Regions from separate parts of the Mus musculus genome. Here region 2 is linked to region 1. Evidence: chromatin loops called from intact Hi-C (ENCODE). Cell type or tissue: left cerebral cortex. All regions are shown on one strand.

What was found. Hi-C counts contacts between places; a loop is a spot of excess contacts. Peaks named below come from ENCODE experiments on the same cell type or tissue, not always from the same donor. Only the 100,000 strongest peaks of a DNase experiment are listed, where the experiment ranks them.
Region 2: a loop joins it to region 1, with 5 times the contacts of the local background. A loop is called at or near these places in 1 of 42 quality-filtered maps.

Annotation. Positions count from the first base shown.
Region 1 is chr8:23,999,557-24,004,556 of GRCm38, reverse strand. The region is part of intron 5 of Zmat4 (zinc finger, matrin type 4); the gene reads right to left. Among named protein-coding and RNA genes, the nearest start is that of Gm51564, 43 kb to the left of the region's middle. In left cerebral cortex, no CTCF peak of the experiment used is centred here; DNase peaks (open chromatin) are centred at 1,959 and 2,701.
Region 2 is chr8:23,939,653-23,944,652 of GRCm38, reverse strand. The region is part of intron 5 of Zmat4 (zinc finger, matrin type 4); the gene reads right to left. Among named protein-coding and RNA genes, the nearest start is that of Gm51564, 100 kb to the left of the region's middle. In left cerebral cortex, no CTCF peak of the experiment used is centred here; a DNase peak (open chromatin) is centred at 2,211.

The sequences.
Region 1 (5,000 bases):
ACCTTTTCTCTTCCATAACCCAATGGTCTGTGTTCAGTTGTGCTATCTTTGACAAGCAGAATTACTCCTCTGCCTTCTCTAACCCCACCCGTGGCCAGGAACATCCTCCCTCTGGGGGCACCTGCTTGAGCTCAGCTGAGTTCAGTTCAATCCTGACCCCGCTCAGTCCACTCAGACAGTGCTTCACAGTGCAAAGGGTGCTCACGTTCACTGTGGCATCTCCACTACTACCCTTGGGTGGGGGGGGTTGCCTGTGCTCTGATTCCCTTATGAAAGAATGACTCTGCCTACAGGGTCTGTGGCCGCATCAGTGCCAAGAACAGTCAACACTCTTTGGAGCGTCAATGTTTAAAGCTCTCAAAAGGGTGTGTGCGGCACTCCTGACACTCTGAAATCCATACTTGCATCAAACCCCTTCTCGGTCCATTCTCCCAAATGTCTTCCGTAATGATTTCTGCTGAGACAAACCTTCGCCCCCTCTGCGCGTGTACTTGGCCTAACTGTCAATGGATGTCCCACTCAGCTTCCATCTCTGTGAATTCTATCTAGTCCTCTTAGGGGCAGCATATATACTTCAAGTTCTGTGTCCATTGTAACAGGTTAGTACCGGCTTCCTGGTGAGCTCTGAAAAGATTCTGACCCTCCCTTGAGACAGTAAGTTGGCATTTTCTGAAGGCAAGTTGTTTCATAGTGAGGGGAGGGGACCAAGTTCCATGCAATTGGTAACTGTGCCCCTGTCTCAATGTGTTGGAATCAATACCTCAAAAGTCAGGGTTAGGACTTTTGTATGTGTGGCCAGACTAGAGACATGAGCGAATGTCTGGATTTAAGGTTGTAGGCAGCAAGCTCAGTGGACCAGTGGTAAAGAAAAGGGAGAGGCCCAGGAAATGAAGGCTGCATTAGTACTGCTGGACATCAATTCCTGCCCATGGCTCTATGGCTTCAGGAACTACACTAAGAACATCTCTGCTAGATGATACTTCCATCTTCACAGGGCAGGAAGGCTGTATCTTAGACCATGTACAACAAGAACGCAAGGGGAGTCCAGCCTCTCCTGTAGCTCACCAAGGCGAGAGGTGCTGCGACAGAGCGAGCCCCCAGGTCTTCCATGTGATTGCCACTTCCCCCTCAGCGTCACTGCCTCTTGTTCTCCCCTAAACTCCATTCTTCCTCCCAACTGCTGACAGCCCAAGAGCCAGAAAATGAACCTCCTACAGATGGCCTAGCCCAAACTGCCTGAGATCTGAGCCCTGTAACAAACACTTTACATCAAGTACAATGGCTTCCTTCCCCTTTCAGTCAAAGGCTGACCAGCATGAAACTTGAAGTATCAAAAGAAAGCTCTCTAAAAAGGATGAAGGAGTTTTTGTTAGATGTCATCTTCAAAACCCCTTATGAATATCATTTTGCAGATGGGAAAACAATGGTTCAAAGACATTAAATTCATAGAACTAATAAACAGAAGAGTCTAGATCTGGATTTACTTCTCATTTCAAAGTCAGTGACTTTGATATCCAAGGCTTTAAAAAATGAGAGGGAATGGAGGGGAAGGCACCCTACTTAAAATAACAACAGCAAAACCTACAAACCAAAAAACAACAGCAATAAACATATACATATATATCTTTATACATATAAACACACTCACGTACACACATAATGTAATTGGTCAAATGGTGGGAATAAGTTGACTGTGAGTGCTCACCCTTAAATGAGACATCTATGTCAATGCAACCCTCTTCCCACAAAGCTCCAAGAACCTCAAGGAAGGCTAGGCTGAAGGAATGGCAGAGCAGGAAGGTGGTGGAAGGGGGAGCTGTGAGATGCTGTTGCTTAGGCCTGGCAGAGCTGTTATACTCATGAACCATAAACCTGCAGCAGCTTTGCTTGCCTATTCAAGATGTGTGCAATACCAAACCTGCAAAAAATTCCATCATGAATGAGGGAGAGGCTCATGAGTCCTTATCTTTAGTCAGGAGCCTTTGGCAGTTGACAGCTGTTGAGGAAGTGTCAGTTTTCTTTGGGGAGGTGACCACTGTTAAGTTGCCCACACTCCTGTGGATAGCTGCCTCCACATCACACCCATTTGTATATGAGCTGCGCTAATCATACTCAGTGGGTTTGCAAAATGCAGAAACAAAAATCAAAGGGGGCATAAAATTAGGGAAGCATGGAGGAGCTGGAGGGGAGGGAATGGGGAGTGGATATGACCGACATTCATTGTGAATATGTATGAGACTTTCAAGTAATGAATTAAAAGTATATAGAAATACATTGATTTGAGATGGTTATGTGAGGGAAATAAAACTGAGTGTCTGATTGTGGTGAGGGTTTCAGGTCTAGAGCAACTGTCAGTTCTCGAGCACATCCCAAGCACTGAGTGTAAGGACTCAGGTAACAGACCCGTTTCCCCACAAGAATTGGGAAGCCGTGCAAGGAAAGCATGGGTCTTGCTTGTTCACTCTTGCATCCAATCTTAGGCTTCCACAATGAAAATCGCTCCTCTCTATTAATAAAAATGGGTCACATCTACAAAATCTCACTACCACCAGGCTTTTCCATAACCCAGATCAGAGCGTAGTGTAGGCTGCTCTTCCACAGTTGAGACACTCAGCACCACAGAGAGCATCCAAATGCCTTCTGAATGCAACCCATTGCCTGCAGGCATAGACTACAGGGTACCAAACAGCTAATTAAACAAAGTACACACACACTTTCTAAAACAGTCCTTTCCCTGTTTGAACAGTGAATATGCAGAGCTTTGAAGACTGAAACAGCAAGGAAATGGCTTACCATCTTCAAAAGCTGTTTCCAAACAAACAGAGCCCAAAGAAGGAGTACGTTCCCAGCAATTAAAAGACAATTTGAGCCATGTTGGATGCCTGGCCCACGCAGGGGCTGGGAAGTAAGTTGTCATCAGTGAAAATTCAGAAGCGACAGAGCAGTTTAACCTACATGCTTGCACCCTAGAGGATAGTGTAGATATTCCACAGGGCAAAGGTCGCTAATAAGCTTTGCTGATTTGAAGACATCCACCTCAGCTGAGCCTTGATTCAGTTGTAAAGGTGAACCTTCATCACTCTTTTATTATTCTTGGCAACTTACATGAAAAGCAGAGACTTGAACCCCTTTGCTTTAGTTTGGGGGATCTGATTGCATCCAAGGCAGACACAGATAGGCTGTCTTGATCTACCCATTTGAACTGTACTGAAACGATTTTTACCCACCTGTTAAATAACAAATGTGGGAAATGCTTTCTCTCCTGATGTTGAAGTGATCTAAATGGAACTGGCTAGGACATGGGATGTCCCACTGTATAGGCGGCTATGACTAAGTCGGCCATCTTGTTCCTTATCTTCTCCTTCTGCTCCACGGCATCTACCACAAAGTCAGCACACATGTCATGTCCATTTTCCTTCTGCTCTGTGGTATCCATGAGCAAGTCAGCATGTGTGTCCTTTCTCTTCTCCTGCTACTCTATGGGTTCTATAATAGCCAGCATGCATGGCCCTTCTCCCTCTCTTTGCTATTGCCCTTCAAAGCAGTTCATTTCTTCCCAGCAACTCCTGTGATTTCCTCAAAATGTATCAATAGTAGTGACACACCCACAGCTGTCAATAAACAGTGACGCATGCCTTTAGCTTTATTGCCTGAGATCCCAGTAACGAGTCCTAACAAACCTTCATCCATGATTGCTTCAGAGCTGTTCATGTCCAAAGGCTTTGAGCATCACTGGAAGAGACTTGCAAAATATGGGCAAAAAAAAAAACATGGCCCAATAAGAGTCAGAGGTAAAAAGACAAGAGCAAAACTCCCTAATTGCCAATGATTCTTTACAGTCACTCTGACTTGACAGCATACCATGCTGTCACCTCTGTCTCTTGCCCTCTGTCACTCATGCAGACTGGCTAGCCATCCAATTATCTTTGCTGTTCTTATAGTTCATTTTCTGAGCCTTTCCTGATCTCTGGTTCTAAAAGTGTCCCAAGTAGCCAGCCAGTTGGTTCTATGTCAAGTCCCAGATATGTGCTGGCTCCCTAAGCAAATGATCTCCTAATAGAACTACTCCGAATTTAAAAGTCTTCAACAACAAAAATCACCTTTAAAGGTGGTGCTGCAGCTTTGGGGATTTATAGAAATTCTTCTGAGACTGTGGACCTTAGATCACCAAGCCCAAGCCCACCTGGCTCTATATTCCTGGAGGCTTCCTGCCGACAAGTGACAGTTGATGCCCCACTGTGACTTTCCTTATGGACATTTGACAGGAGCCTCCTAATTAAAAAATAAACTATCCCAAAAGCTTCACCTATTTATAGTTTCACACTCCATTGCCTCAGATGGAAAGAAGCAGGATTCACAGGCTGAACAGGGGACCTACTGCTTTTAGAAACCAAACATCCTGTGTCAAGACTAGAAGATGAAGGTCTCAACAATCCTGAGCAACCCTAGGCCTCAGACATGGGGGAGAGGAGGAAATGACAAGACATCTACTCATCATTTTTAGAGAAAGAAATTGATACATCTGTTGCCATTCTATACTTACCATTTAATTATGATGTGTCTTTGTTCCCTAATCTACAAAACAGAGGTGAAATTACAACTGTTCAGAGCTCATATTAGAATTAAATGAATTAATATAAATAATGTGATGCAGGAGAAACAAGCAGCTCAATTAATGTAAATTATAATAAATTGTTGCATTTTGTTTAAATTAATTATTTTTTCTTAGTTTACAGAAAACTAGGCTTCATTATAGCATTTTTGAAACAATTTTTTTTCTCCACATACTTTCTTCTCATCCTTTTCCATCTCTTGTGCTCTCCCACCCTCAACCTTTCTACATTAATGTATTATGAGACCCTTTGCCTTCCCTGCATTTCTGGGCACTCTTGTTCCTTTCCCATAAGAGTTCAGAGTCTACAGCCATCCTATAATCCCTCATTTACACACATACAAACAGACTGTGGCTGATTTTACTCATGATGAGCTTATGCTCTGAA
Region 2 (5,000 bases), 60 kb after region 1:
AATACACACTCATCATTTCATCTCCTGTGTCTGTCTACTTGTCTGTCTTTGTGTATCTGTCTGTCTGTTTACCTGGTTGTTTGTGAGTCTGTGTATATGTCTGTTCCTCTGTGTGAGTATGTCTGTCTGTATGTATCAGTGTTTGTGTCTCTGTCTGTGTCTGTTTGTCGGTGTTTCTTTCTCTCTATGCATGCGTGTGTATGTGTGGGTGTGTGTATGTGTCTGTATGTGTGTCTCTCTGTGTCTATTTGAGTTTCTGTTTGTATATCTGTGTGTCTCTCTCTGTCTCTGCCTCTCTGTTTCTCTCTCTCTCTCTCTCTCTCTCTCTCTCTCTCTCTCTCTCTCTCTCTCTCTCTGTGTGTGTGTGTGTGTGTGTGTATGTGTGTGTGTGTGTGTGTGTGTGTGTGTGTGTGTGTGTGTGTGTGTGTGGCTGAGAACTGAACTCTGGGCTGAACAAGTTGGTAAGCACTCTACCACCAATCAGCACTCTCAGCTCTCCTGGTTGCTTTTCTATTTCCTAATTCAGACAGACATTTTATTTTATATCCTCAAGTATGAACAAAATAACTACTTTCCTGGCCCAGCTCAGCATTTGTCTCTTTTCTCTTGAGTACCAATCACAGTTTCAATTTTCCTCAATGTCATGTTTATTAATTTAGAATCCTATCTGGGTGGAGTGAATAAAGTTCTATGTAAACTGGACTCTATTCGCTCCTCGGGAGTATTTCTTATAAAGCAGGCAATGGACTTGGATGAGCTCAAACCCCAGTCTCTCTGTCAGGTGACGAGGGTTGAGGGCACATGGAAGAGACAGGAGCTGAAATTTCCTCTCAGTACAATGATGCTTAGTAAGGCTTCTTGGTGTTGACCTTTTGGACAAGTCATTCAATGTCAGGGTCAAGTACAGGCAGAAGACAAACAATAAGTTTGGGAGATCCCCTCTGAATCCTGAGTTTTTCCTGTATCCTGCTTTTCTTTCAGACGTCTATACACCAATTATTCCTCTTGGAGTTTCTTCTTATCTTTTTCTTTCATTTATTAAATAGCAATTCAGCTTTCATCATAATGAATACACTGCCTGACGCAGCTTGCACCTCTTGGTCCCCATCAGAGTTTCAGAGAGGCTGCTGGGTGTCAATGAATTAATCCTGAGAGGAAGTATACAAGTCACGAGACACGCGATTCTGCTTCCCAGGTGTTCATTTCCCTCCAGTTTTGCCTGGTTTGGAATTACTCTTCATTGCCTTCACACAGGTGATCTTTTACCTATTCCATTGTCTATAGATACTATCAGCACGAGGGCTCATTTGGTAGGAGTTATTCCAGTATCAGCAGCCATGGTCCCCATGACTGTCCTACAGTGACTGTGAACTCCACTCCCATGGTGACCACACTCAGAGACAATGAGTGACAGGAATAGTCTGTGACCCACATTTGCATATGGGTACATGTGTACGCACAATAGACTGCAAAGGCAGTTGACTTACCAGCCTTAGTGGAGTATGCTTACACCTGGGGCCTAAAGAGTTAAAGAATGCGTGCCTAGCCCTGAGGGGCAGGATTACACTGAAAAGGAGGTACAGCAGAAGGTGAAGGAGTCTCTGTGTGACTCCTGAGGACTGAAGAGAAACTTAGGGCATAAGAAAAGCACAGTATCGCTTGCATGCTAGTTTGTATGCGGCTACACACCGAGATACAGTTTACACAGACTCAAGACAAATAGTAGTCAGAGGTTATTTGCCATGGTTACATGCTTGGGTTTTCCCTGGACTGTTAGAAACCTATAGAGAAGTCAAATAAAATTCTTTTATGGGCCTGAGATAGGGTCAGTTTATTAAAATGAAGCCTAGGAAGTCAAACTTCTATTTCTAGACCATTCTAAGTGGGCAAATGCTAGCAGGTGACTCTGGCTGATCAAGTCCTGGACTTTCCTTACAAACAAGAAACCAAGGCCCAGAGTGGTAACTGTCTCCTCTGACTGTTACTACTACTGGGTCTCAGAGACAGGACTGAACCCCAGGCCAGGCCACCGCGCGTGCTCCCTTGAACCCCATTCATTCGCTGAGATTTTTTGAAATCAAAGCTTTCAAGAAGAGGGGGGGTGCTTTTCCTCCCCCCGTAGAACTGCATAAGAAACCAAGATTCTTATTTACAAAACACAAGTGCTCACCCGCTCATTCCAACTCATTTAGCAGCGTGCCAGCTGGTGTCTGCAAAAAGCTGTGCTACCACCTCACTGGTCCATTAGCTATTTCAGTAAATGCATCGTTATTTGTCATCCTTTATAAAAATAGACTCTGAATCTCAGTTACTGCAAATCTCTGTTCATCATTTAGGTCTCCAGATCCACCTGGATAATGTTGGTATCACGGTCACCTTCCAAACAAAGATCTGGTGAGGCAAATATTATTCCTATTGCTAAGACACTAGCAATTTTCGTATTTCTAGAGAAAAATCTACTGGTGCTGATGTAAATTTTTAAGTTAAACTGGATTCGCTAGACTCCCTGGAGAAGGTTTTCCATTTCTTATACTTACAAGTCATGGGGGTTCCGAAATATTTAAATCACATTAGCATATGTACTCTGGCTGCTTAGAAGTTGGCGGAGCTCAAGGATCATGCCTGGAGCACTAGTACCTCTCCAGTGCTGAACAGGATCAACAACACTGCAGCACTGAAAATGTAAGTGTTCAGTGAATAATGAACACCATTCTTTCAGGTGACTCATAATAACAAAGAAAATACGGTGTTAGATTCCCCAGTGTTTGAAGCAACACTGTTGGTCCAGGACACACAGCCACATGAGGGTTCCAGGCCAAATCTATCACCATGCTTCTCTCCCAACTACTACTACTAGCCACTACTTTGAGAGGGAAAATTCATGAAATGATAATTACCAGTAGGAGAATATATCTGACAAAAAAAGATGTAGATCATGAAATCAACAATTGACTATGTGTCTCTCTTCCCCTCCCTTCCTCCTTTCCTCCCTCCCTCCCTCCCACCTCTGTTCCTCATCATGAGCAAACATACTGGAGAGTTTTTGGTACCATCTTCAAGGATGTAAGTTTTAAGAGCACTTATCACATAATTCCACTTGCCACAGAAACCACAATGTTGCAGACTTATTGGGAGAAGAAGTAAGTCTGCTTTATAAGCTAGAGCAATGCCATCTTTATGTTCTGGGCTTTGTCATGGTATTTATTACATGGTGAATACTTGCTCATTAAGTATTAAGCAAAATAATATAGTTAACGAGCATCTCAATAGGTATGCTGTACTTGGAGAAAATCTGTTTATTTACTTATTTATTCTTCTGTCATACAACACATCCTGTTCACAGTTTCTCCTGCCTCTATTACTCCCAGTTCCCCTTGTCACTTTGAGCAAATCTTAACTTTGTTTCTTACACCACAATCGGTGTTATCGAATCTCACCTACTGTGCCCATCTACAGAAAATTTAACATAAAAGATACTGAAGATTATTTTCTGCATAAACTTAAAGTTATAATTTTATACACAAACAGAATAGCTTCCCATTTGTTCAAGGATAGGTTTCGCTCTCAGTTTTAATGTTTCTATAGCTCTTATTTTGTCACAAAGCATGCCACTGACAGCCACAATGACTTAAGAGTCAAACATGACAGTTATATCCTCCCATAACCTTAGGAAAATATTGTACTGCATTTCTGCAAAATACCATCCTAGATCTTAACCTTAAAACAAACAATGGGGGCCTCCAGGCGGTACCAGTGAACATCTTGGAGCTCTGAATAAGGAAGAATAACTGTTCAGCAGCTTTATGTCATATTTACAACTTCCCCCATGTGGCCCCAGCCGGCCCCTAAAGGGAGTCACATGGCTGGGGACACATCTGTGTGATTTTTTTGCTGCTTTTTGCGTTTTCTTAGTCAACATCTCACAAAAATAAGATGCTCTCCAGATCAGTTCAGGGCTGTTTATGATGCAACATCTGTATCAAAAACTAGGAATCTCGTAGTTCCCAGTTCCTGTTTAATTAGTTTGTGGATACTTGGCTGGCAGCAGATGTGCCAAACTGAAGCCATTTTAAAATTCACGCTCGTCTTTTTCTGGGACTTAAGTCAGCGAAGATGAAGAGTTACCCACACTTTTTTTTTTAGACGGCAATACGTTTATTAGCATCATTAGGAAAAATAATGGACAAACCCTGCCCCAGATAAGAAAAGCATTGGCCCACGGTGTGTAAATAGGCCACTGTGACTGTTCATCAAGCAGATTTCTTGCTGGATTTGAGGCTGAACAGAAATCTTAAGTTATTACTCATGCTCCTCATTAAATCTTTTCTTCCTGTAGGTTTAGAGAACCCAACTCTTTGGCTCATTTTCATGAAGATGGCATGGGGCACACAAAGTGCACATGAAGGAGCACTTCTTCTTCCTCCTCTGTACCACACCTCAGTACCCTGCAGACCCTCAGTGGAGTTATAGATCCATCCGATTTGGGTCTCCTGGCCTTTGGAATCTCCTGACCCCAATCAAGCGAACTCGCTGCTGGGTAGTCCTAATGTATAGATGACACGGATCAGTTTGTGACTAAGGGCATGACCATAGTGGGCAGAAAGGGTCCATCTTTGCCTGACAAACAGCTTGGCAAGGTTCTCCACAGTTTCCTAGCCTGATTTCATCTAGATGGCCTGCCCATCTTCACTCCTAGTGATGCTCTGCTCGCCCCATCTCCCTGCCCCTTCACTTGTGTTCATCTCTGCTCTAAATGACCTCATCGCCAACTTCTATATTCCTGGTGCTCACCTCAGATGGCAAGTAATCATTTTCTCTTTTTAAAATTCCAAAACCATTCTGATTAAGGTCTTTTAAACTCTTGTTTCCTTTATCTTGCATTCTATTTCAATAATGGTGTCAGGTTTTGTTTTGTTTTTCCTTTCTACACTTTAAATCTTTTCAGATTAAAGAATGAGTCATAAACAATCTAGTATTCCCTTATAACATTAGGCACAATT